Linked DNA regions of Mus musculus: all the other regions are linked to region 3. A link is a loop called in an ENCODE intact Hi-C map of the cell type or tissue named here. Cell type or tissue: left cerebral cortex. All regions are shown on one strand.

Region 1 (8,000 bases), 150 kb before region 3:
CTTGCCCTGACACTTGGCAAGGCTCCAGAGCATTTAGGGTCAAAAGAGGAATGCATAATCAAAAACTCATCTGTGGCTTGTAGAGGAGAGCCTTTCAATTAAAGCTTTTAATGGTTTCACAAGAGGCCCGCAGTCATTTTCAACGCTGGCTTTAAGGGCTAGCAGACAAATCAGCAAATGGCTCACCCCGCCTTCAGCAAACACTGTAAAAACCCAGGCACTCCTCCCTGTCCAGAAAGACGCTTGGATTAAGAAGCACTGAGAAAGCTTGACTGTCCTTAATGAAATAAGTGCATTTCTATTGTTTTCAGTGGCCATGGTTCCTTCATAAAGCAGCCTAGGAAGAGAGACATTGAGAGGCTCTGGAAAGGGAAGGAAGTCCTGAACTCTGGCTGGAGCTGGTAGTTAGAAACTGAAATTGCAACACAGTGACTGTCTCACAAAGCAGGATGTTCAATCATACTATGGAGCTGGGGGGATACCTCAGAGCTTAAGATCATTTATAGCTCTTGTGGAGGACCTGGGCTCAGTTCCTAGTGCATACCAGGCAGCTCAAAATCACCTGTAACATCGATGCCAGGGAATCCCGTGCCCTCTATGGACTCAGAGTACTCCACACATGTACACACACATTCAAATGTAAGTAGCACCAACAAACTAGAGGCAGGAGAGGGAAAATAAGCCTTTGATCTCAGCACATAGGCGGCAGAGGCAAGTGAAACCAGCCTGGTTTATCCGCTGAGTTCCAGGACAACCAGAGCAACATGGTAACCCTATCCATGGGGGTTGAGGGGAGACTGTGCTTATTTTCAGCCAGAATGTTTGTGGCTTTGGGGTTTTAATGCATTAGCATGTCTTTCTCATCTCTAACTCAAAACAATGTACCTCATAAAGATTAGAGTGAAAAAATATACATGTGTGTGTATGTGTATGAGTGTTGTGTGAGAACTCCACTACTGAGTCAAATCTCTAGCCCAAAAGGAAGATTTTAAGAAAAAAAAAGAAAAAAGAAAAAAGAAAGAAAGAAAGAAAGAAAGAAAGAAAGAAAGAAAGAAAGAAAGAAAAAGAAAAGTGAAGCACCTTGTATTTTTAAACTTAATTTATAAACTTGAATTCTTTTTTTGAACATTGTTTAATCTTCAATCTTTGTAAATTATATTTTTAAGCAATATAAGTCATAAAGTCATAGAACTGTATATGTGGTCATTATGTAGACATCCGAAGATATGCTTCTCTCTAAATCCCTGCATATAAATATGAAGTCTGTGCTCTTTCTTGACTCTACTTAATAAACTCATTACCTCTACTTCAAACTTAAGTGGCCCTAGTAAAGGATTCACCTTTACCTGAAATGGAATTCCCCAAAGAAAACCTCCCCTGGATGCTGATAATAGCATTGGGCTCCGTCTCTCTACCACTGTTAAATGTTGATTGCATTTTCAAAGAATTATTTTTTTTTTATCTTTGAGTGATTAAAAATGAAGACCACAATGTTCTGAGTTGTCTTCATAGACCAGGCAAAACTCTAGTCTGGAAATAGAATCCTGATTAAGATTTGAGTCCTGTTTCTTATTCAGCAACTAGACAATTTGCCTAGTTCCCCTTAGCTTCTATTCCTTATCAATATGATAGAGTAAATTAAATCTAACTCCTAGGTTTCATTCTGATTCAAATGCTGAGCATAGTCAGTACCTAAGGTATTGACTAGTTTATTCATGGGTATACTGTAAGGAACAGTATGTACAAATGGTATAGCTGTTTCCTACATGCATATACACATGAGCTAATGTTTTAAAACTGACATTTTTAGATATAAATTTAGATTTCTAGTTTTCCTTGAAAACAATCAGATATCTAACAATAGTGGGTTGAGTCAGAGTGGAACTATCTGGGTTGGCAAGAACTCACTGTCTTATCACTTCCTGGGTCATTCTGTCCCTTTGGGTTATTTGACTAAGACATTTTTTATTTGAGTTCCTCTACTGGTAGCCTACCCTCTACAACAGAAGGCCAAATATCTTCAAAAATACAGAAGCAAAGTAAGAGCATGCAGGTGGGTAATACTCAGGGAGAGGCCTTCTTGGTCTCTCACCCACCTGAAGACTTGCACCGGGAAGAGAGCCATTCAGAAGGCATGAATCAGACAGTTCTCTAGATTATGAATCTCTTTGTTCTAGTTCTTACCATGAAGGCAACCTGCCTTTCTCCACAGTTGCTGCCTGGCTGAGCAGGTGATCTGCTAAGGGCACACTTCAACAACGCCTCTGCTATGAAGAGGACTGTTTACTATGACATCGGTTTTGGTTGCCACAGTGGTTGGAAAAGCACCATTGACATTTGCTGAGTGGAAACAGGGAGATGGGCCCCTTGTAAAGCAAAGGAAAGAGAGTTTGCTGTGGGGACTACATCTTTTAAACTTTCTAGTTTTCTTATTTACAACTATTATGTCATAATTACCAACCAGAAAAGTACAATTATCTCCATTCAAGTCAGTTATATTCATTAAGTATACATATAGATTGTTTTCAAATAGTTTTAAAAACATTGAATTTCAGAGAAGTTCAAGGCATGTTGTAAAAGAAGTATACTTTATATATTCAGAAATTTACCAAGATTTGCTTTCCATTTCAAAATCTACCTGAAGGCAGCCCTTTTTAATGTAATGAGGGCAACAGTTTAGTCAGTCTGATTTGCCCTGTATATTTTTTCATATAATCACCAATGTATGGTTATTTCATGAAATGAAAGGGAAGATCTCTATACTGCAGTGGGAAAACTGCACTGTCTATCGATGCTGTCTTTGAGCTTTTCTGATTCCATGTGAAATACTCTTCAACTCTGTTAAATGTAGATATTTAAGAACAATGAGAAGACTGCAGTAGTGGTATATGCCTCTAATCCCAGCACCCAGGAGGCAGAGGCAGGAAAATCTCCATGATTTTGAGGCCAGCCTGGTCTACAGAATGTGTTCTAGGACAGCCAAGGCTACATAGAGGAACCCTGTCTTGAGGAAGGCAAAAAGAACAATGAGAAAATAGTGTCCGTCAGTACTCATGTACATTCTCTACCACGTAGGAAAGGCTCAACTGACTCCCTCTACTCACTGCTGAAGAAGTTGGCTTTGACTTTGTAAGGGTCCAAGAATTGTTGAAGGAAGACCCCAGACTCAGTTAGTATGCAAAGACAAGAAATGTTTATTCTGCAGAAACAACCAGCATGTGGGGATTAACCATTCTCCAAAATGGCAGCCCCAAACAAAGGCGTGCAGGTCTTCTTATAGGGAACCAGAGGAACTTTCTAGAAGGATTAGGTAATCTAAAATTTCACTGGTGGGTGCTAGGGGGGTCGCAGGTGGTCAGTGGTCTGCATTCCTATGTCATGAACGTTTAACCATAGGATGAGATAGGGCTGCCCTGCAGAGATGGCTCATTCTGAGATAAGGTGTTTCCCAGTTTTTGTGGTCCCCCCCAGGCTGTTCTTTGGGAGGAGGTTTTATAAACTTGTTTCTGGATTATGATCTGTTCCTGAAGCCAGTGCCTGTAGCCTTCTTTTCTAAATCAGGCCTGGTCCTTAAATAAAGACAAAAGGGGTTTATGTCATCCTTTCAGGTTGCCCATCATAAGTAATTAAAATATGAATGTGCATCTTCCCATCTAGATGGGGGTCAAGCTTTAGAAGGTACTTTAGAACAATATCTTCAACACTAGTCTTGTCTAGTGTTTGCCAAGTGATATTCACATCTATTGAGAACGGACTTCCTTTTAGCTCTCTTCATAGGGCAGAATGCTTATTTATTTAATATGTGTGGATATTTTTACCTTCATGCACTCATTTCATGCCTGATGCCTGTGGAGGACAGAAGGGGGTTTGACTCTCCTGGAACTAGATTTCTGACAGTTGTGAGCCACCAAGTGGATGCTGGGAATCACTCGGGGAGTTTGAAAGAGCAGCAGTGTTCTTAACATCCCTGGGTATTTATTTCATGATATATGACAAAAGTTTATTTTAGGATAGCAAAAGGTGTATTAAAATATTTGTTATAGAAAGAAACATGTAGACTAACAAATTCTATAAATAAACCCACGTACATAACTGATGATCAATCTGGGTCATTATTTTTCACAGTTTGAAAAGATAGTTCTGGAGCTTCAAGCTATTTAAAGAAATTTCAAAGCTGCAAACTGTTTTGGAAAACCTTCCCCATCTTCTCAGCTCCAGCATAGTTTACATAAAACAGTCACCTGTGACTCAATTATTTATGTTCAGTGTTATATAAAAGCTGAGGCTATCTCAGACAGTCTATACTGTGTGATCACCTTAGCCTTGATTCATATCGGTAGCCCAAGATGAGAAGGTTATCACATGAAGGGACTCCTCTCCTTGCTTGAAACTTCAAGGTATGTCTTAGAGCTAACTAGCACAACCCACTTACATTCCTCAGTGATGTTCCCAGGAAGCACGATGTGTGTTTCAGCTGAAGTTTCTGGAAGCTGAAAAGAACACCATGACTCAGCTCAGCCATCTTGACACCACTCCACCCTGGCTGCTGTTTGGGAATGTTCCCAGATGACAATGATGAATGAAAAAAAAGAAAGACTCACTGCTAGTTGTGTACTACCAAAACATCCTTGTTTCAAGATATCGCTTTTCACTTTATTTAATAAACACATTTCCCTGCCCCAAAGACACACAGAAAAACTTGGCAAATAAAAATAAGCTTAAAAAAATTATAAGACTGACTTATACACTGCTTTATTTAGAGGATACTTTTCACACTTTTTTTTTCTTCCACCCACCAAAAGGAACATGCATAATAAATGAAACTGAGCTTGGCAGGAAATCCATCAATAAGGTTAATTTAATGTAGGCAGAATCGCTAATCTCCATATGGCCATCAGGGGTTGTTCTTATTTCAAAACCAATGACTCCCAAACAGCAGAGCTGAGAAGGAAAGCACACCCCCACCCTGAGATATCATATGGGAATTCAGGTTTCAGGTCACTCACAGCAGAGAGAGAGAGAGAGAGAGAGAGAGAGAGAGAGAGAGAGAGAGAGAGAGAGAGCTGTCCAGACTCCAGCTCATCACTCACTCGTTCCAACCTTCTGACGAGACAGAAGGTCCATAGCTCCTCTCAGCTTCCTCATCAACAGAACCAAGAGACAGTGCACAGAGCTGAATGCTGTATATGTGGCAGGTGTTTCAGAAGAAATGTTTAGCATTGTATCTAACATTTAAAGATTTCATTTGTAAATAGTTTAAGTTGGTGACAGTAATAGTACAACCCTTAGCAAGGGTTGCTCACCTTGAAAGGGAGGTAGAGAAAGAGAGATAAAGCCTGGGAAAGTATAGGCTCTTTTTTCCTTTCTTTCTTTCTTTTCTTTTCTTTTTTCTTTTTTTTAAAGTCACCCATCAATGACTGAACTGTGAAAAAATTTGAGTCATGTTAGGAAACTGTTTTGTTCCTGTTGACTCCTTTGGTATGTATATAAAATAAGAACCTTGGGAAACAGGTTTTAAATGACTTTGGTAGTAAGATGCTAATATGTGTTTTCTGGTAGCTGGCATGTTCTATGCTACCATGAAGTTTCAGTTATTAAGAAAAAAAAGTATCTGAGAGTATTAGCTGAGTCCACAGCAGCCTTTTCATGACATAAATTTGCTTAAGTTACAGAGTGAAGTAAATGCAATTATAGACTCTTGGGCATGACAAGGTACCATTCCTTTTTGACTGATTTTTTTAAATAACAAAAATTATATAATAGGTGCCTATGTAGAGATCAATCCTGTTTAAAATGTGATCTAGTCATCTGAGAAGATGGAGTGAGATTGAAGAGGAAATCATCACTCTTTTGAATGAGACTTATGGACAGCTACTGTGCAGCTTGCTTTACTACAGAGCAATTGTGATAAAAACTGCATGGTACTGGTATAGTGACAGACAAGTAGACCAATGGAATAGAATTGAAGATCCAGAAATGAACCCAAATACCTATGGTCACTTGATCTTCGACAAGGGAGCTAAAACCATCCAGTGGAAGAAAGACAGCATTTTCAACAAATGGTGCTGGCACAACTGGTTGTTATCATGTAGAAGAATGCGAATCAATCCATTCCTATCTCCTTGTACTAAGGTCAAATCTAAGTGGATCAAGGAACTTCACATAAAACCAGAGACACTGAAATTTATAGAGGAGAGAGTGGGGAAAAGCCTCGAAGATATGGGCACAGGGGAAGAATTCCTGAATAGAACAGCAATGGCTTGCACTGTCAGATCGAGAATTGAGAAATGGGACCTCATGAAACTGCAAAGCTTCTGCAAGGCAAAAGACACCGTCAATAAGACAAAAAGACCACCAACAGATTGGGAAAGGAGCTTTACTTGAATAGTAGGCAAGAAAGGAAGGAGGGGAAGAAGGGAAGAGGGAGAAGAGGTGGGGCAGAGTAAGAGAAAGGAGAATGTGAGAGAGGAGGAAGTTTTTGTTTTCTTCTTTCTCCTAAGGTCTGGTTCAACTTTAAAAGTCTGAAGCTGTGTAGAGGATTGGAGAGAGGGAAAGAGAGAAACTAAAAAAACAGAGGGGTGGTGGTGAGAGATAAGTGTAAGAACAAACAGCTTCAGGAAAATATTGACAAAGGCAGATTTTATAACCTGTCAATCATTGGCACCAACTCATTCCAATTAATGCTGCTATTCTAACTGATCTTAAAGCAAATGTTGTCTTCTGAATTAGTATTGTTTTAAGATGAAGTTATATTCCCCTTAGTCTTTGCTTTAAACATGTTTGCATTTAGTGATTTAGTGTGTAGTACTCTCCAAAAGATATAGAGGGCCACATTAAAACAGTCAAAATCTACTTGCCCAGCGTTCCATAACTTTTCCATCCCAACCTGTTAAAATCCTCCACAATATTTTGACTCCATCCTTGACTCTACAGTTCAGAGCCTTGAGGTTTTGTACCACCTAGCTATGTTACCTCACACAAGCTAATTATCATCTCTAAGCATTAATTTCCTAATCCTGAAAATGAAGAGAATTAAAGTAAGGGCAGTTAGTCAAGAAAAACAAAATCAAAAGAGCAATCCAAATTGTAGAGGAAGAACTGTTCCTAAGCAAAGATTATGTCTATATGGATCCTAAAAATTCCTCAAAAAGGGTGTTAGAACTAGCTAGCCAATTCATCAAAACTGCAATATACAAAATTAGCTGCATATCTGCACAATAACTATGAGTAACCTTGAAGCCAAATTTGCATATCATAAAATACTAGGTCAGCAAAATGGCCCAGCTGGTAAAAGTGCTTCCTACACAACCTAATGACCTGAGTTTGAGCCCTGGAATCCATATCAAAAAGCCAGAGGCAGTGGTGCAGATTTACAGTCTTAGCACTCATGCTGTTAGATGAGAGGCAAAGGTGAGAATTGCCAAGAGCTCATGGGCCACCTAGCCTGAAGTATGCAGCACGGCAGAAAGAAGAGAGACCTTGTCTCAAGGTGGAAGGAGAGAAACAACTCCAAAACTCTGACCTCCACACTCTCACCTCTCTCTCCATCACACACACACACAGAGGCACACATGTAGCCATTCACTCACACACACACACACACACACACACACACACACACACACACACACGCACACCACCAGTTATCTTCAGAATGGAAGGAAATATATATATAAATCATATATCTGATGAGGGACTAACCAAAAATTTTAAGAGCTAATATAACCCAGCAACAATAAAAATTCAGATACCTCATAATGGACAAAAACACTTAAGTAAACATTTTCACAAGCAGAACATGCATATGGCTAACATATTAAAAATATTAAACATTGTATATCATAAAACAAATGCAAATCAAACCCACACTGAACTTTTACTTCACACCTATTTGGACAAAGAATATAAAGAAAATGGGTAGAATTTTCACTGAGGATAAATTACCCTTCTGTTCTTTATTGTTAGCATTGAATTATAAGTGCATTTTATAGCATTGAAGA
Region 2 (8,000 bases), 110 kb before region 3:
GCCTGGGCTTTTCTGTTTTTAAGTCCTGCTTATAGATGCATCAGGATCCTTTTTTGGTCTCTGTCCCAAGCGGCTGACTATTGAAGATCTAGGACTGAGTCTCCTTTATACCCTGGGTTTTCAGGAATGGTTCACTAACACTGGACAAATTCTCTTACACGAGGAAGAGAAGTTCTGATTAGAGAGGTGACTTCCAATGTGTAAGATAAAGCGCATAAAGTCAGTGCTCATAAAACCTCAGTCCACAGAATCTGGGGAGCCTGAGAACTGGATCTGCAGCATGAGAGTTGAGAATATGGGCGTTGGTGTGACAGGGTGAAGTTTTGTGATTGTGTTCTGTTGACTGCGACAGCAACTGCCAAGTCACAGCGGTGCTGAGCAGTAATGCAGCAGTCATCCGCCATCCCTTTTCCTGTTTCTGTCTGAATATCTCATTTTTTCCTGAAATGTCAAAAATATGAGCCATGAAAGAAAATTGTGAAAATGTGAAAATGCCAGTGGGTGTATCTAGACAAATCTCAAACATCTGGACACATGGGAAAATGGAAGAAAATGTAGTAAGTTTTCTGCTGACTCAGGGCTGGAGTTCATCAAGACTGGGCCACCCTTACCTCTGACAGATGGAATTGTGTGTTAATTTTACCTCTGTGTATACTCCTGTTTTTCTCTTTTCAATGAACACCTGAAATGATATCTATAAAAGTCAATACAATAGTCCAAGCACAAACATAAGACTTCTGTCACTATTGAGAAATTTCTTTCAAGAAGACAATTTGAGGTTCATTATGTTGTTTACAAAATGTCGCAGCATTTTCCCTGTCCAATTACGTTAATGTAGAGGAGGCCTGTGATTGGGCAGGGAAAGGGGAGGCGGAGCAAAGGGGGAGAGACAGTGTCTCAGGGGGATAAGGGAGAAGGAGAATGGAGGTGGACATGAACCAGCTGGTTTTAAGCAGCTACAGGTTGTTATGATATCATAAGGCTAGAATAATTGGGACAAAGCTTTTATCTTTATCAATTGGCTCTGAAATTATTTTATTGGCATCTTATAAATTGAGGATTTATTGATACATAAATCTAATTGGTTTTGATTTTACTGGGGTAATATCTAACTGAGGTTGGCAGTTCAATTTGGTTACTGGAATGTGGAACAGAGTGGGTGGGACCCCACTGGGGCATAGTGTTGTGCCCTGCCAGTGCTGGCACTAGAATGGGAACATGCTGGATCATTTTTAATATTTACCGCAACAGAAAAAAAAATCAAGGTAAGCTAAAGAGTGAACCATAGAAGATTAACTAAACATAACATAAACATATTTTGCTTTATCATTATACATATTTAGATTAGTATTTATTGACATGAGAGTCATTGACATTATGCCACTAGAATAAAAATGTATACAAGAGATTTATAATGTAATTTTTCCTTTTATAAAATTAGAAATATTTCATTTGGGGGCTAGAGAGATGATTCAAAGGTTAAGAGCAACCTCGGGTGTTCTTATAGATTGGTTATAGTTAGAACCTAGATTGGTTCTAGCATCCAAGTCAGGTAGTTTAGAACCACCTGGAACTCTAGCTCCAGCAAGATCCAATGCTTCTCATCTCCTTGGGCACCTGTACACATGTAACACACACATAATTGAAATTAATAAAAAATAAAAACGAATGCCTCGTTTACATTAAAACAGTAGTAATTTGGGGTAGTGGATACAGTGGCATAAACCAAACATCTTTAAAACTTATTATAGTCATTTCTGGTTCAACTAGCCTCTCTTCCTTGTTTTACCTATTATGTGATTATTGAACTCGTGAACTTGGGCCATTGTTTTCTGAACCAAGTTAGAAGGTACTTCAATGGCTAGGATGGCTGGTTGGCAAAAGCCCACTTATGCTGGGCTAAGCTGGAAAGTATTCCAGATAGAGGAACAGCAGAAACAATGTTAAACCTGTGTAACTGAGATCTTCTGGCTGAGTAGAAAATGTAGGAGACACGAGAGTTAGCCATCAAGTGAACCAGGCAGGAGGATCTAGAGTGTGAGATTGAAGGGTCTTCAGGTTATATTCAGAAAGCAACGGGACCATGGAATCTGTAAGTATCAAAATGACTGGTCATTGGAATTTTAGGAAGTCTCACTTGAGTGCTAAAAATAGAATGATCAAGCTTGCTATTTCTTGACCACTGATCATTGTTACTGAGACAGCAGCAGAAACAACTATTCATGACTCAGACTCAAGAAGTATCCTACAGGTGTGTCTGAGCACTGAAGAGTCCCGCTCCTTGTTCTTCCGTACCACAGGGGACAGCTATGACATCATTCAGATACAACATGTGTCCATCACTCACAGCTACAGGCCCACATATTCAGACATCTCTCTGAACATCTTGGTGAGCAAGTGTTATGTTCTCCCACGTGATTTAAACAAATGCAAAGTCAAAGTCAGACCATTTATAGCTACTAAGTGGCAAGCACAGACAGGGAAGGTTCCAGCCCCCAGTCTGAATTAGCCAGTCTCTCACTGGACATGGCCATGGTTGAGCTTCATGGTAGCCTATACCTTATACACTGTTGTTATCTCTATTTTGTAGAGGAGATCACTGAGTGGTGGAATCTTTCCCAGACCAGGCAGTGTGTCTGCTGGATCCCAAAATCCTTGCTAGAATATGTGTACCTAGCATATGACAAGTCTCAAAAGGTCAGAGGGAACACTTAAGGCCACCAAGGGCCGGGAGTCAAGCACACTCAAATTACCAATGTAAACAAACCAAGAAACTCCTTCAAACCTCCAGGTGTTTGAGGATAACGTCTATTCTGCCACTGCGTCCACAGCTTAGCCTAACTCATCTTCTAGGGGTTTCTCTTCCCATATGCACAGATCTGTTTTCAAGTGTTCAGCCTTACAGGGAAACACAGAATGGCTTCACCCTTAAGATAATGACAGTGGGGGACCCAGAGACAGCTTCCTTAAAACATGCTGTCTGGGGCCAGGGAGATAATTCCATAAAGTTCTTGCTGTGCAGGCAAAAGGACCAAGAGTTCGCATCCCCAGAATCCACTGAAGAGCTGAGTGTGTGTGGCGGCACTTTGGTAATTGCACCCTCAAAAGGCAAGCACAGCATATTTTTTCAGAGAAAATGACCAAATGTAATGAGCCTATCAGCTAACTAGCTCTGGGTTTAACTGAGAGACTCTGACTCAAAAAACAAAAAAACAAAGAGTAAGGAGTATCAAGTATCAAGATCAAGGTGACTTCCTAACTCCAATCTCTGGTCTCCACACACATGCCCCTGCATACACACAAACTCATAAATATACATATACATGCACACACATATATACACATATATGTATGTATGTATGTATGAGCACATACAGCATACACACAAACACATGAAAAGAAAGGTGTCTAATTGAAAGAAAGTCCCTTGATAGACTGAATCCAGAATCTCCAGCAAATAAGACTGACTCCCCCTCCCCCGTGCCCCCCAACCCCCCACACCCTGGAAACTTTCTTTACAGATGAAAGATCCAAAGGATACTTTGTAGCCAAGCTGCAGCTGGCTTCTTACGAGAAGTTTCAGCTTTGCAGTTTCTGGGATAATGAGGGATCAGCGATGTACAAAGAACAAAGGATTCCTGAGGACACAGGGAGTTCCCCAGTTTTACTTCTTTTCAGAGGAAGCAAAGAGCTAAAAATGAATAGGATGTGTCAGGACCGTTTTGTTCCTGAAGTAATACATTTGTTCATCTCTGGCCTCTGTTTATCTACTCTCCTTGTCTAGCTACCCCACCCCACCCCCCCTGCAAAGAAAAAATAAATAAATAAAACAGAGCTAATACCACATCCGGATTGTATAAAATGAATCTGGCTTTAAAGAAGTTCTACTTTTGTATTCCCTACACATCCAGCCATGAATATCTTATCAGTATTTGTCTACACTTGTCCCTGAAACCCAAGAGATCCTCTGTGCCACCTACAAAGACACATTTTATCTTCTCACACTATACCTCTGATTTGGCACCTGTTACCCTGAACTTGTAACCCTGAGGATGATTGGGTCTGGGCACCCCTGAGGGCACAGTGTGCAGGAACATCTTGTGCTTGAAGGGAAAGCTGTCAGCCTTCCCCTGTGTACACCGCTCTCTCTAACTGGATCCTTAGTCTCTTCGGAGCAGCAGTCTGCCTTGGCCATCTTAGAGGCCAGGCCACTCACAGAATCTAGTTTGTAGTTGGTATTCACTGAAGAGGTTGGAAGTTGTAGGCTCAGACAAAGGACAAGGAGTGAGCCACGTCAGAGAAAAGCAAAGTGCCAAGGAACATATAAAGCCCGAGAGCAGGCTGCTTTTGCAGTGCCTGTGGTGATACTCATTTGGATCTGATTTTTGTCAGCCAGCTCTGGTGGCTAGGAATGGAGCCCAGTGTGGTATCAGATAGCTGTGGCTGGGACTCTAGACTGCAGCAGGCTGGCAGCTTCTGAGCAGGGCAGGATGAAAAGGGAAAAGGCTTATAGAGAAACTCACCTGCTGTTCCCTGCTAAGACCAGAAATGTTTAGAGATGATCAGGAACAATTTACAAGTGCCCTTGGCCTCTGGCTTGTCCATTTGATGTGCTGGTTGTTGGCAGCACGGATCTGCAACAGTCACTAGGACCTGCCAGGCTCTGAAAGGGCAGGGAGGACACTGACCTGACCTCAGAGATTTCTATATTTAAGGTGGCTGTCTCTGCTGCTATTTCCGACCTAGTCTGTCACAACTCGATCATGAATTCTTCTAATGTTGCTTCTCTCCAATGTTGTTTCTCTGCAGCTGACATTACACATGGTGAAGGTGCTTCTCTGTCCTTTCTAGCAAGAGGTAAAAAGAACATCTAAGCATTGTACTATAGTTGTGGCAATGGTTACAGAGTAGAATATTGATTAAAGCAGGAATTAAAGCAGGTGTTAATTAACACCAGGGCCACTAGTGTCTATTTTGAAGAGCATCATATGTGTTGAAAACTCATGAATCTTACATAAGATGACTGGTAAGGGCAGCTTCATAATATGTATCATAGGGTTCAGGGTACTGGAACCCTCATCCCTGGCATCTTTCACCATATTCAGAAAACCTGAGATGTCCAGTGCGTGCGTGCGTGCGTGCGTGCGTGCGTGTGTGTGTGTGTGTGTGTGTGTGTGTGTGTGTGTGAGAGAGAGAGAGAGAGAGAGAGAGAAGGGGGTAACCTCTTCAACCTTCACAGGTAGTAGAGAGATGAGCCTTGAGAGGCAACAAGACAGTTTAGCTCAGCGCTACTGAGTAGCTAGAATTGGTTTAAACTTTAAAAGTGTGACTGAGTTTTATCTGGCATATTTAGGTATAGCAAAATTTTGTGGAAACTATTCTGGTGAACTATTGTGATTAACTCAATCCCAGGTTCACAAAAAAGCATACATAAATCTCCTTGAAGAACATGACTACATTCAACAAAATTCTTTGTGAAAGTCCATAAAGATGGGTTCTATAAATTGGCTGAGACAAGTTTATGATTAGGGTCTGGAGGAGGGTCCGGTGACAAAACCATCTCTACCACATAGATGCACACACAAAGCACATCTGCTTCAGCCTTCTAAGTGGAAAACGGCATTTGTGTTCCTTCCCTCGAAGGAACAACCCTGTGTGCTTGACATGCCTGGTTTCCCTAGCGAAAGCATTTGAGCACAAATACATCCATACCCCTTACAGTGATGCGGATGCAGAATAGCCGCCATCCTTCCTATCCCTTAGCTATTGATGCTCTTAGCTAAATCCACCATACTTTCCAATTTCTTCCTAGTCCCCTCAAGGAAAATCTTGTTCCATTTCAGTATTTCCCATTCAAATCAACTTTGCTGATTGTTCAGTGTTTATCCCAACCTAAGGTTTAGATAGGGGTTGCACTCCATCTACCGTAGTTCTGACCTAAAATGAGGCCCTATTTTGTAAACTACTGCAAACCACACCGGCTCTCCTCTCAGTTGTCTCAGGGCTCCCCTAACATCTAGTTTAGCTAATCCCTTCCCTTCTTTATAATTCTCTGTAGCATCCAAGCTTAACCACAGATATGGGCTTTTATTGCTATTGTTTACCATTCTTAGAAAAATGGAAACAACCCTTCTTGCAACCCCAGAGGTTAGTGATGCATTGGGGCCCTGGAAAAGGGGCCTCATGGCTGCGATTAACACTTTGGAGCTGCCCCAAATGATTTTCTCTCAAAGGGAGAAATCTCTGCCTAAATTGTTAATGGTCATCATTTGATTCTGTATGAAGGTGACCTTTCTTAGACTTTTCTCAAGAGTGGTCCTCTAAGGAAGTGTGAGTTCAAATAAAGGACAGCTTATACATGGCATTCACAGGTAGATATATTTATCTTGGTAGCAGGCCAAAGCAATCTGAAAACTTTATAAAACTAAAATAGAGTGCTAGGGAAATGACTCAGCAGGTAAAAGACCAGAGTTCAATTCTCCAGGGTGCCCATAAAATCCAGATGTGTAGCACAAGTCTCTGTAATCATACAAAAAGACTGAGATACAAGAAGACAGAGATGGGAGACTCTCAGGATGATGTCAAGCCAGCTAGCTTGGTGTACACAGTGTAAAAACAACAAAAAGAATGTATCTCAAACAAAATTGATAATAGCCAAAAACAAATATTGTCTTCAGACCTCTACTCTGAGGTTATGGTGTGTGTGCACACACTAATGTGCCTTACACATGCATACACACATACATACCACTTTTTAAAAAAACTAAAATAAAAATAGCCAGTACAATTAACAGTTCTTGCAAATTTGTTGATTTGAGGGTGAAGCTATTAAAAAACAAGGGACAGAACTTGTGAAGCCAGAAATTACCAGAGCTGCTCTGTGCCCAGAGATCGTATGTGTACTTTGGTGTGTACTTTGTAACTGAGTTCTCTAGAGAAATGTTCTTCCTTATGCTTTTGAGATTCATATTAATGGCTTATAAAAGGCAAGTGAAGTTGTCTGTAGGTTAACCTTGACCCCAAGGAAGACACAGACCCTCAACTATTTTTTGTACCAATCAAACTGACAAGGATTAGCCGGCTTTCATGGAGATGCTCATGAAGACAATGTGTGTCTCCTCTGCCCCAGACTTCCTTTTTTCGTCACTCCGTGTCATGTCACCAGCGTGCTGTAGGCAGAGGGTTCATCCTGTGAAACCATCAGGCCCAGGCTTAGCTTTGTTGAGATGTAGGGCCATGAGCAGGACTGTCTGTCAATCTACCTCTCCTGACAAACCCAGCCCATCACTGATTCGGAAGGTCAGGTTTTCCTTGCAGGCCACCATACTCACTCATTGAAGGACCGCTGACTACTGTCTCTGTGCTTCAGGGATGAGACCTCATGTTCTCAAAGACTAAACCATCTCCCAGTGTTTTCTGGAGACCAGGTCTCACTATGTGACTTAGCCAGACTTTCTGTATACCAGTGTGTTAAGTTTTCTACTGCTGTGATAAAATACTAACCAAAAATAGCTTGGGAAAGAAAAGTTTTTATTTCAGCTTACAATTTATAGTACATAATGAAGGGAAGTCAGGGCAGGAACTCAAGGCAGGAACTGGAGGCAGGAACTAAAGCAGAGGCCATAGAAGAATGCTGCTTACTGACTTGCTTCTCAGGGTCATGATTTGCTACCCTTTTTATGCCTCCCAAAACCACCTGCCCTGGGATGATACCACCTACAATGGACTGCTCCCCTATATCAATGACTGTAGAGGGAAATATTTAAAAAGGCAATCCACGCTAAGCTAGCAGGTCCTAGAGGGCAGGCATGGCAGGCACTAGCGGGTATGGTAGGCCTGGTCTCATCTCCTGGAGACTATATGACTCAGAGCTTTGAAATCTCTCCACCCAGCTGGCTAAGTTTCCACTGTGGGTCACTGTCATGCAAGCCCCATACTTCCAATTTCCCATGGCTGGCTGGGATGCCCCACTATTGTACCTTTCTCTCTAGGACCCAGGC
Region 3 (8,000 bases):
TCTTGGGTTCTATAAGAAAGCAAGCTGAGCAAGCCAGGGGAAGCAAGCCAGTAAGAAACATCCATCCCTTCATGGCTTCTGCATCAGCTCCTGCTTCCTGACCTGCTTGAGTTCCAGTCCTGACTTCCTTGGTGATGAACAGCAGTGTGGAAGTGTAAGCTGAATAAATCCTTTCCTTCCCAACTTGCTTCTTGGTCATGATGTTTGTGCAGGAATAGAAACCCTGACTAAGACATGACCTCAAATTGAAGAGTTCCTTTTGAGCCTGCCTTCCTAGTGCTGGGATTAAAGATATGTGACACTACACCCCCTGCCCCATCTTTAATTAAAAAAAATATTTTATGCATCTTGGTATTTTGCCTGCATGCATATATATGTATACCACCTGCATACTTGGTGCTATGGATCCCCTGGAACTGGAGTTACAGACAGTTGTGAGCTGCCATATAGATGCTGAGAACTGAACCCGGGACCTGGTAGAAGAGCACCCAGTCCCAACTACTGAACCATTTCTCCACCCCATCTTTATTTTTTTAAGGTGATAATAAAAGTTAAGAATTAAAATGATTGTGACAAACAGGCAGAATGATAAATAGGAAAGAGTAAGGGAGATTAAATCAGATGAGGACACAAAGGCAGAAGTGGACAGATTCCTGTATAAGGAGCAGAATTCTCTATCTTCCAAACAGGAGGACAAATACTGTCCCAACTTGACAGCTGACTACTCTGTTGTTGGCCCTCCTCTAGTTTCCATGGTCTTAGTCCTACCTGTGGTAGTTTGAATGAGAATGGTCCCCAAAGGCTCATACATTTGAATGCTTAGTCATCAATGACACTACACAGGAAGGATTGGGAGGTGTGGCCTTGTTGGAGGAAGTATGTCATTGTGGGTGGGGTTTGAGGTTTCAAAAGTTCAAATTCAGGACCAGGACTCTTCTTGTTGCTTTGGGATCTAGATGTGGAACTCTCAGCGATGCCTCTGTATCATGTCAGCTTGTATACTCCCAAGCATGATGATAATGGACTAAACCTCTAAAACTGTAAGCCAGTCCCTTTTAATTTTTTTTTCTTTGTAAGAGTTGCTGTGGTCTACAGGGGAACGCCAGGGCCAAAAAGGGGGAGTGGGTGGGTAGGGGAGTGGGGGGTGGGTGGGTATGGGGGACTTTTGGTATAGCATTGGAAATGTAAATGAGGTAAATACCTAATAAAAATGGAAAAAAAAAGAGTTGCTGTGGTCATGGTGTCTCTTCACAGCGATCAGAACACTAGGACATTAGTTTTATTTTTTAAAGTCCAATAAATAAATAAGCAAAAGTTCAGTGATGCTATTATAAAATTGTCAGTGTACCCCACAACTTTAAAATTGACAACAGCTTGCAATCTATTGGAGCTTTCTTTCCCTTAATAGGCAGGTCAAGTTTGTCATCCATTTAAACTAGTCATCACTGGGGAACATCTGATGCTGGGTCTAGACCCAGCACATAAAATTAATAAAGATGTAGGTGAATGTTCAGAGACCCTTAAACCACTTCCCACCCTGTCTTATACAAGTCTTCCTCAGATCTAGATTCTGAACTATTTTCACCATCTAGTACAGTGGGTCTCAACCTGTGGGCCTCAAACCCTTTGGGGTCACATATCAGATATCCTCCACATCAGATATTTACAGTATGATTCATAACTAACAGAATGTCAGTTATGAAATAGAAACAAAATAATTTAAGGTTGGGGGTCAGCACAGCATGAGTAACTGTATCACGGGGTCACATTAGGAAGTTTGAGAACCACTGGTCTAGTTCAATGACTCCTTTTCTAGCTTGATTATTCTTTGTATTTCATGGATGTATTTAACGCACACTAACTTTTGCAGTTACCAGGTGCACATAGGGTCTGTTTTGTTTAGAATTTCTGGACGACTGAGCCACACTCATGATGAGCAGCACTGGGTTCAGGGCAAAAGCTCCACTGAACCTGAAGTTCCTTGTACTCAAAGGAGGCAACAAAGAGCATAGAGCTGCTCTGATTTCAGGAGCGTGCAGGCGCAGCTGGCCAAGGTCTTCTAAGAGACACCTCCCCAAGTGTGGGCCATCCGCACTGGCCGCTCCCACTACAAAGGGTAAACCCTCCGCATCCCGTCACCAGGGCAACCCTGCCACCCGACACCGATGCTGTCAATACCGCGTCCCCGAGCGGGCGCTTGAGAGGTGAGCGTGGCCGCTGGGCGCCCAGAGCTCCGGCACCCCACGGCGCCCACTCAAGCTGCTTCGCCTCCTAGCCGGTGGTGAGGCCTCCGCCGCCGCGCCCCAGCCGCACGCCCACTCGCCTCCCGCACGTGTGGGCCGTGATTGTCCCCGGCGGTATCCCTCCGCGCCCCCGCCTCGGCTCCCCCGCCCTCCCGGGGACCCTCGCCGGCTGCGCTGCGGAAGGATCGCACGCACGCGCGCGCACATCCCGCCGGCCGCGGAGAGCCGAGGGAGCTGCGGCGGTGTGAGACGGCCGTCACCAGCCCCGCTGCCAGCGTCGCTCCGCCGCCGGCTCCTGAGCCCCGCGGCCGCGGCCGCCCGGCGCTCCCCGCTGCGGGTCCTGTCACCGCCCGCCGCAGTTCCCCGGAGAGGGGCGGTCGGTGCCTGCGCAGAGCCGCCTCCTCCCCGCCCCCGCCCCGCCTCCACCGCCGCCGCCGCCGCCGCCGCCGCTGCCGCTGCTGCGCCTCTGCTCCTGCCGTCCCCGCTGCAGTGCGAAGGGCTCGAAGATGGCCGGTTGGCAGAGCTACGTGGATAACCTGATGTGCGATGGCTGCTGCCAGGAGGCCGCCATTGTCGGCTACTGCGACGCCAAATACGTCTGGGCAGCCACGGCCGGGGGCGTCTTCCAGAGCATCACGGTGAGGCCCGGGGGCGCCAAGCCGGCAGGTGTGCGGCGGGCCTCTGAGAAGGGGACGCCCGCCCGCGAGGAAGGGATGCGGCTAGGGCTGAAGGGAAGGGTACCGCCGGCTTCCTCGCCCGCCCGCGAGGAAGGGGATGCAGCCGGAGCCCGGTTGCGGGCAGCTGAGCCTGGGGATGCTGCCCGAGGCCGCGCGGGGGCGGGGCGGCCGGACTCTTCGCCCCGGCGGCGCCCCGGCTTGCGGCTGCCAGGGTGGAGGAGGGGACGCCTCCCCGGGAGGCCCTCGGCGTTCGGGGAGCCCTGCGGGCTGCAGTGCGGGTCCCCGGGTGTGGGCGGGGGGAATCTGGGCGGCAGGCTGGCCCTGGATCTGGTTCGGTTGTGAGCGCGGAATGTGGGAGGCGGCAGTGGCCGGATCCCGGGAATTAATGGAGTGACTTTGCGTAGGCTTGCGGGTGTCCAGGCCGCCTAGGCTGGAGAGAAAGGTACGCGGACCACGTAGGTGGAATGGTGAATCTACTTCAGCTTGTGGTTCTATAGTTTTTTTTTTTTTTCCTCCAAGATGGCGAACTGCCATTGATTTCTCTTCTCCACCTATAGAGATTCATCGATATACTGTTATCCCCAGTTACGCAACATAGCTCTAAAAAGGGGATGGTTTAAGGGTGATTTAAAAAAATCTGGGGAGTCGCTGGAGGGGGATAACACTTCTCCAAGTCACTCCCTCTTTAGTGATGGTAGTAAAAGAACTAATACCGATTTATGCTTCACGGTGCCTCCTTTTCATGTGACTTGATGGCTTTTGACTGGGTTGCCACACATTTGGAGAATATTCGTCAACCAGTCTCCAACACTGCTTATTGTTATGCTTGTTTCTATGCAATGCTCTTTAAGATTTTGACACCAGTATCAAGTACAGGACCATTCTCTTAATTTCTTTGCTCCCCACTCCCACTCCCTCCCCTACCACATAACAGAATTCAAGTCCCATATCACAGGTGCTCAGCATTTTACTACTTAATGTGGTTTAACAAATTAGTGTGGATTCAGTCTGTGACAGGAGTGCTTTAAGATCTCCTGTCCCCATGTGGGAGGCCACAGTTCCTATAGCGAATTGACATTTGGTGATTAACTTTTTTTTCTGCAGTCTTGTCTTTGTGTGTGAGTTCCCGCTGTCTGGCTTAAGAATATTGCGGGAGTATGCTTGGAAATGGCTGGGGCCTGCTATGACTCTGCAGTTCTGATGGGGGCGACGCCTTCCTTCTTATTCATGGAACGTTAGAATGAACAGATTCTCTTTTCCGGTTCTGGTGGCTACCTCACTTTCTTTACCAATGCCCCTCCATTTTCTCTCTGATTTTGCTGTTGCTACCGCAGTGCTGTAGACAGAATCACTCTGCATTTGTCCAGAAGGAAAGCAGGTTATTGAATGGAAGGGCAAGGCAAGTTGGAGAGAAAAGAGTGGTGGCTAGAAAAGTAGGAGGGAAATATGAATTTGGAGATGTCCCACAGTCTGTGGTAACTGAGGTTCATACTACCAGGGACATTTCAAGCTGCTTGAAACAGAGATGTAAGCAGGCCCATCTGGATCGACTTTACCCAACTTTAAATTTGATGCAACATGACTAATGTGGCAAAATATGATAGTCAAGCTGTTGTATACAAGAGCTTATACCTGAATCTTTACAATTACATAAGCACCTCAAGTAGCACCTGACTTGAGATAGTTTATAAATAACTCGTTTTCAGTTTGCACCTAGTGTCAACTGCCAACTATTTAGGGAAACTCTCTGTATGGTTGATACACACTGGCTTTTAGTTAGCAGGCCTCACTGTTCGCTGCAAAAGCAAACTAATGTGTAAATCATGTAACCACGAAGGAATAGGTAATAATAAAAACAGCTATCTTGATTCTACGGTAGCACACAGTTTGTTGTATCAGATTCTGATTAACTGTAATTTTTTTCTTCTTTGTTTTGGGTGGCCAGCCAGTAGAAATAGATATGATTGTAGGAAAAGACCGGGAAGGTTTCTTTACCAACGGTTTGACTCTTGGAGCAAAGAAGTGTTCTGTGATCAGAGATAGCCTATACGTTGATGGTGACTGCACAATGGACATCCGGACAAAGAGTCAAGGTGGGGAGCCAACATACAACGTTGCTGTTGGCAGGGCCGGGAGAGGTGAGTAGGCTTTTTTTTTTCTCCTTAAAAGTTGCATGTCATATTACAACTAGGGTTTCTTTAATGGTTTAAATTGAAAATTGGTTCATAATGGCTATTAAGGTGGTTTTTGTGAACTGCTCAGCACTGAAAGGTGGCACTGCTTTCAGCCTGTCTACTTTAGAGTGGTGCATATGCAGCCTCATCTGACTACTCTAAATTATGACAGCTTTGGTAAACCTAAAAATGAAAAGGTGCCTCAGTCCAACGCGTTACGATGCTGTGGGATAGATGGTTGTTAGTCTGTGCCAGTCACTTAGTTATCTTTGTGTCTAATTAGTCTTTACTTGGAGATCTTTCCTTTGATGTTTGCTGAGATTTGAAATCAATTCTCTGCTCATCATTAGAAAAGAAAAGAAAGGAAGGAAAAAAAGATCACATTGTTTTATTTTTTGCCAGGAACATTTCTGAAGAAGAGGGATAGGCCAAAGTTTTAGAGTACATGTTCCATTTGCTGAAATACTTCCAAAGAACGAGATATCAGTTTGAAAAGTAGGAAACTACTCGCAGTTTAAGAACTTGGCCCACAAACTCTGGTACCAGTTTCCAGACTTGATAATAAAAGTTCTGGTTTCAATATGGCATAAGGAACTGTCATATTCCATAGAGAACCTTTGACATTGATGTTTACTCTGACATCTCACCGACACACAAATACATACATGTACTAACCTGTATAACTGCCTCATTTGGCAAAGTTAGCACCTAGAACAGTTCTATAGTGTGAAATCACAAGAGCCTACAGTGAGCTATCATTTAATGCTGTGGGTGTCTGAGGTGTGGTTTGTTTCAGAAACAAATCACACAAAACAAGATAACTTTAAAACAGACAAATCTTAAGTTTTTGCTGCTTCTAGATACGTAAGATGCTAGGGTTGAAAAAAACATGCATCTGCTGAAGGGCTGGAAAAATGTCTTAGTGCATAATAGCCATGACTGAGGTTCTGTTCCCAGCACCCACCCTGCAGCAGCTTACAGCTGTGTAGCTACAGTCCTGGGGGCTCCAATGCCCTCTTCTGGACTCCAAGGACACCAGTCACACATGCAGTATGTATATATGCATGACAAAAACACAAATATGCATCTTTTAAAAAAAAATCAACATTTGAAGCCAAATGAATTGAAACTTTTTTTTTAACCATAGAACACTGCTGACACCTAGTGGCAATAAGTATATTTGAAACACACCTGTACATATAGTTCAGTTCACAAATTAGGTGCTAGAAGTAGTAAACAGGTTTTGTGGTTTTTTTTATTTTTTTTAGACTGGAAAGAATTAGCAAAGGGAAGTATCTGTATAAGACAGATATCACTAGTGTAGAGTTTTGTGACTGGCAGTAACATTTCTGCTTAAATTTGGTTTTCATTTTCCTCTGGAAGTAATAGACATGTCTCTCATTTATAGTCACACGTATAGGACAATAGCTTGTATTTATCATGCATGTTACATTTGGGGAGAGTTTGTAAATGAAAAATATGAAAGTTTTTAAAGTATGTTGTAGGAGATGAATAGCATGATATCAGCCAGACTGTTTCTCCTAGGATGCAAGGTAAACTGTCACTTTCCTCCTAGCTCTCATAAAGATCCCTTTATGGAAATTAGCTGCTGTACAGTGGGGTTTCCTACATGCATCCAGTAGTGTGCTGTTTTTAGTTTATTTACTAGCCTGAAGGCTCTCCATTCTGGAGACATAATGGATTTCAGTGTTTAACAGTTCATGGAAACTAACTTAATGTTAATTTATTAATCTATCTGCTTAAACTTACGTGATTTCTTGATTAACACTCCTTTTGAAACACTTTTCTCCTTTTTCTTTCAGTCTTGGTCTTTGTAATGGGAAAAGAAGGGGTCCATGGAGGCGGATTGAATAAGAAGGCATACTCAATGGCAAAATACTTGAGAGACTCTGGGTTCTAGCTGCTAGGCAGACTGTTAAGTATTAGGGGAAAATTGCTCTTAAATTTTCCTAGCTGTAAGCTTAAGTCTCCTTTGTATCCCTCTGTTGGTGGGGAAAGGTGTCTTTCTTTCTGCCCCTTCCCCTTAAATAATTGTGTTCATTTTTGTTTTGTTTCCTTGTGTACTCCAGCATTGGTTATAGTCATGGGAAAGGAAGGTGTCCACGCAGGCACAATTAACAAGAAAACATATGAACTCGCTTTATACCTGAAGAGGTCTGTAACCAACCTTTATCTGGCATCATAATTGCAGCACAATAATGATTTGCATGATATCTTGAAACTGGGGGAAGGGGGCATGCCAAGTTGGGCATCACTTCGTCTTAGCAGTTAGTGGATTACTGATTACTAAAATAGGTTAATAGTAAGCAAGGTGCCGGTGTACAGTCTCTAACTCGATCAGTGTCTTTTCAGCACTTTGGAGCATTTCCTTGGCTCATCTAGTCTTCCTTTTGTAGCGCATGGTTGGGAGGAAAAAGTGCATGCCTCTGTACGTCACACCTTTCTCACCCCTCCCTACCAACACGAGGTGTTTGGTCTGCTTCCATTCTCTTCTGTGTAGTGCCTGGTTTATTTAACTAATTAATACCTCCTCTGTTGATGAGCTATTGAGAGTTGCAGTGTTTTACTTTTTAATACAGTGACTGCACTTGGGACAGACTATTTGTAGTGTCTATAGGACATGAAGCGTGCAGCTTGGAGAGCAAAGGCACTTCCTCCCACGACCTTACTGCAGTAACCATACCGATCAAATTCCCAGGGACATTCTGTCATTGCAGTAGCTCAGACCTGTCTTTTCTTGCACACCAGCTGTGCTCTTGAGAAAATGTAAAGGCTGCCATTATGGATATTAGGTATCCCAACATAACCATCTGGAGTGTGTCCAGTTTATTTTTCATAGGACCAATTTTTATTTGCAGCTTAGGTTTTTATATGAAGTTGCATTA

The links. Hi-C counts contacts between places; a loop is a spot of excess contacts. Peaks named below come from ENCODE experiments on the same cell type or tissue, not always from the same donor. Only the 100,000 strongest peaks of a DNase experiment are listed, where the experiment ranks them.
Region 1: it touches region 3 in a loop (9-fold over the local background); 3 of 42 quality-filtered maps call a loop at or near these places.
Region 2: a loop joins it to region 3, with 2.7 times the contacts of the local background. A loop is called at or near these places in 3 of 42 quality-filtered maps.

What each region holds. Positions count from the first base shown.
Region 1 is chr3:57,995,421-58,003,420 of GRCm38, reverse strand. The region is part of intron 2 of Gm40055 (a long non-coding RNA gene); the gene reads left to right. Among named protein-coding and RNA genes, the nearest start is that of Gm40055, 32 kb to the left of the region's middle. In left cerebral cortex, no CTCF peak of the experiment used is centred here; DNase peaks (open chromatin) are centred at 3,892, 4,515 and 4,798; H3K27ac peaks cover 655 bases.
Region 2 is chr3:57,947,305-57,955,304 of GRCm38, reverse strand. Gm32753 (a long non-coding RNA gene) reads right to left here and starts at 5,027. Exons shown (of 4, transcript XR_867305.3): 1 at 4,524-5,027. In left cerebral cortex, no CTCF peak of the experiment used is centred here; DNase peaks (open chromatin) are centred at 3,640 and 4,336; H3K27ac peaks cover 228 bases.
Region 3 is chr3:57,842,232-57,850,231 of GRCm38, reverse strand. It overlaps Pfn2 (profilin 2), which reads left to right and starts at 2,475. Exons shown (of 3, transcript NM_019410.3): 1 at 2,475-2,881; 2 at 4,866-5,058; 3 at 6,918-8,000. The coding sequence starts at 2,750. The coding sequence ends at 7,015. In left cerebral cortex, CTCF peaks have their summits at 4,084 and 6,260 (motif pointing left); DNase peaks (open chromatin) are centred at 5,227, 6,169, 7,492, 7,744 and 6 more places; H3K4me3 peaks cover 4,374 bases; H3K27ac peaks cover 3,444 bases.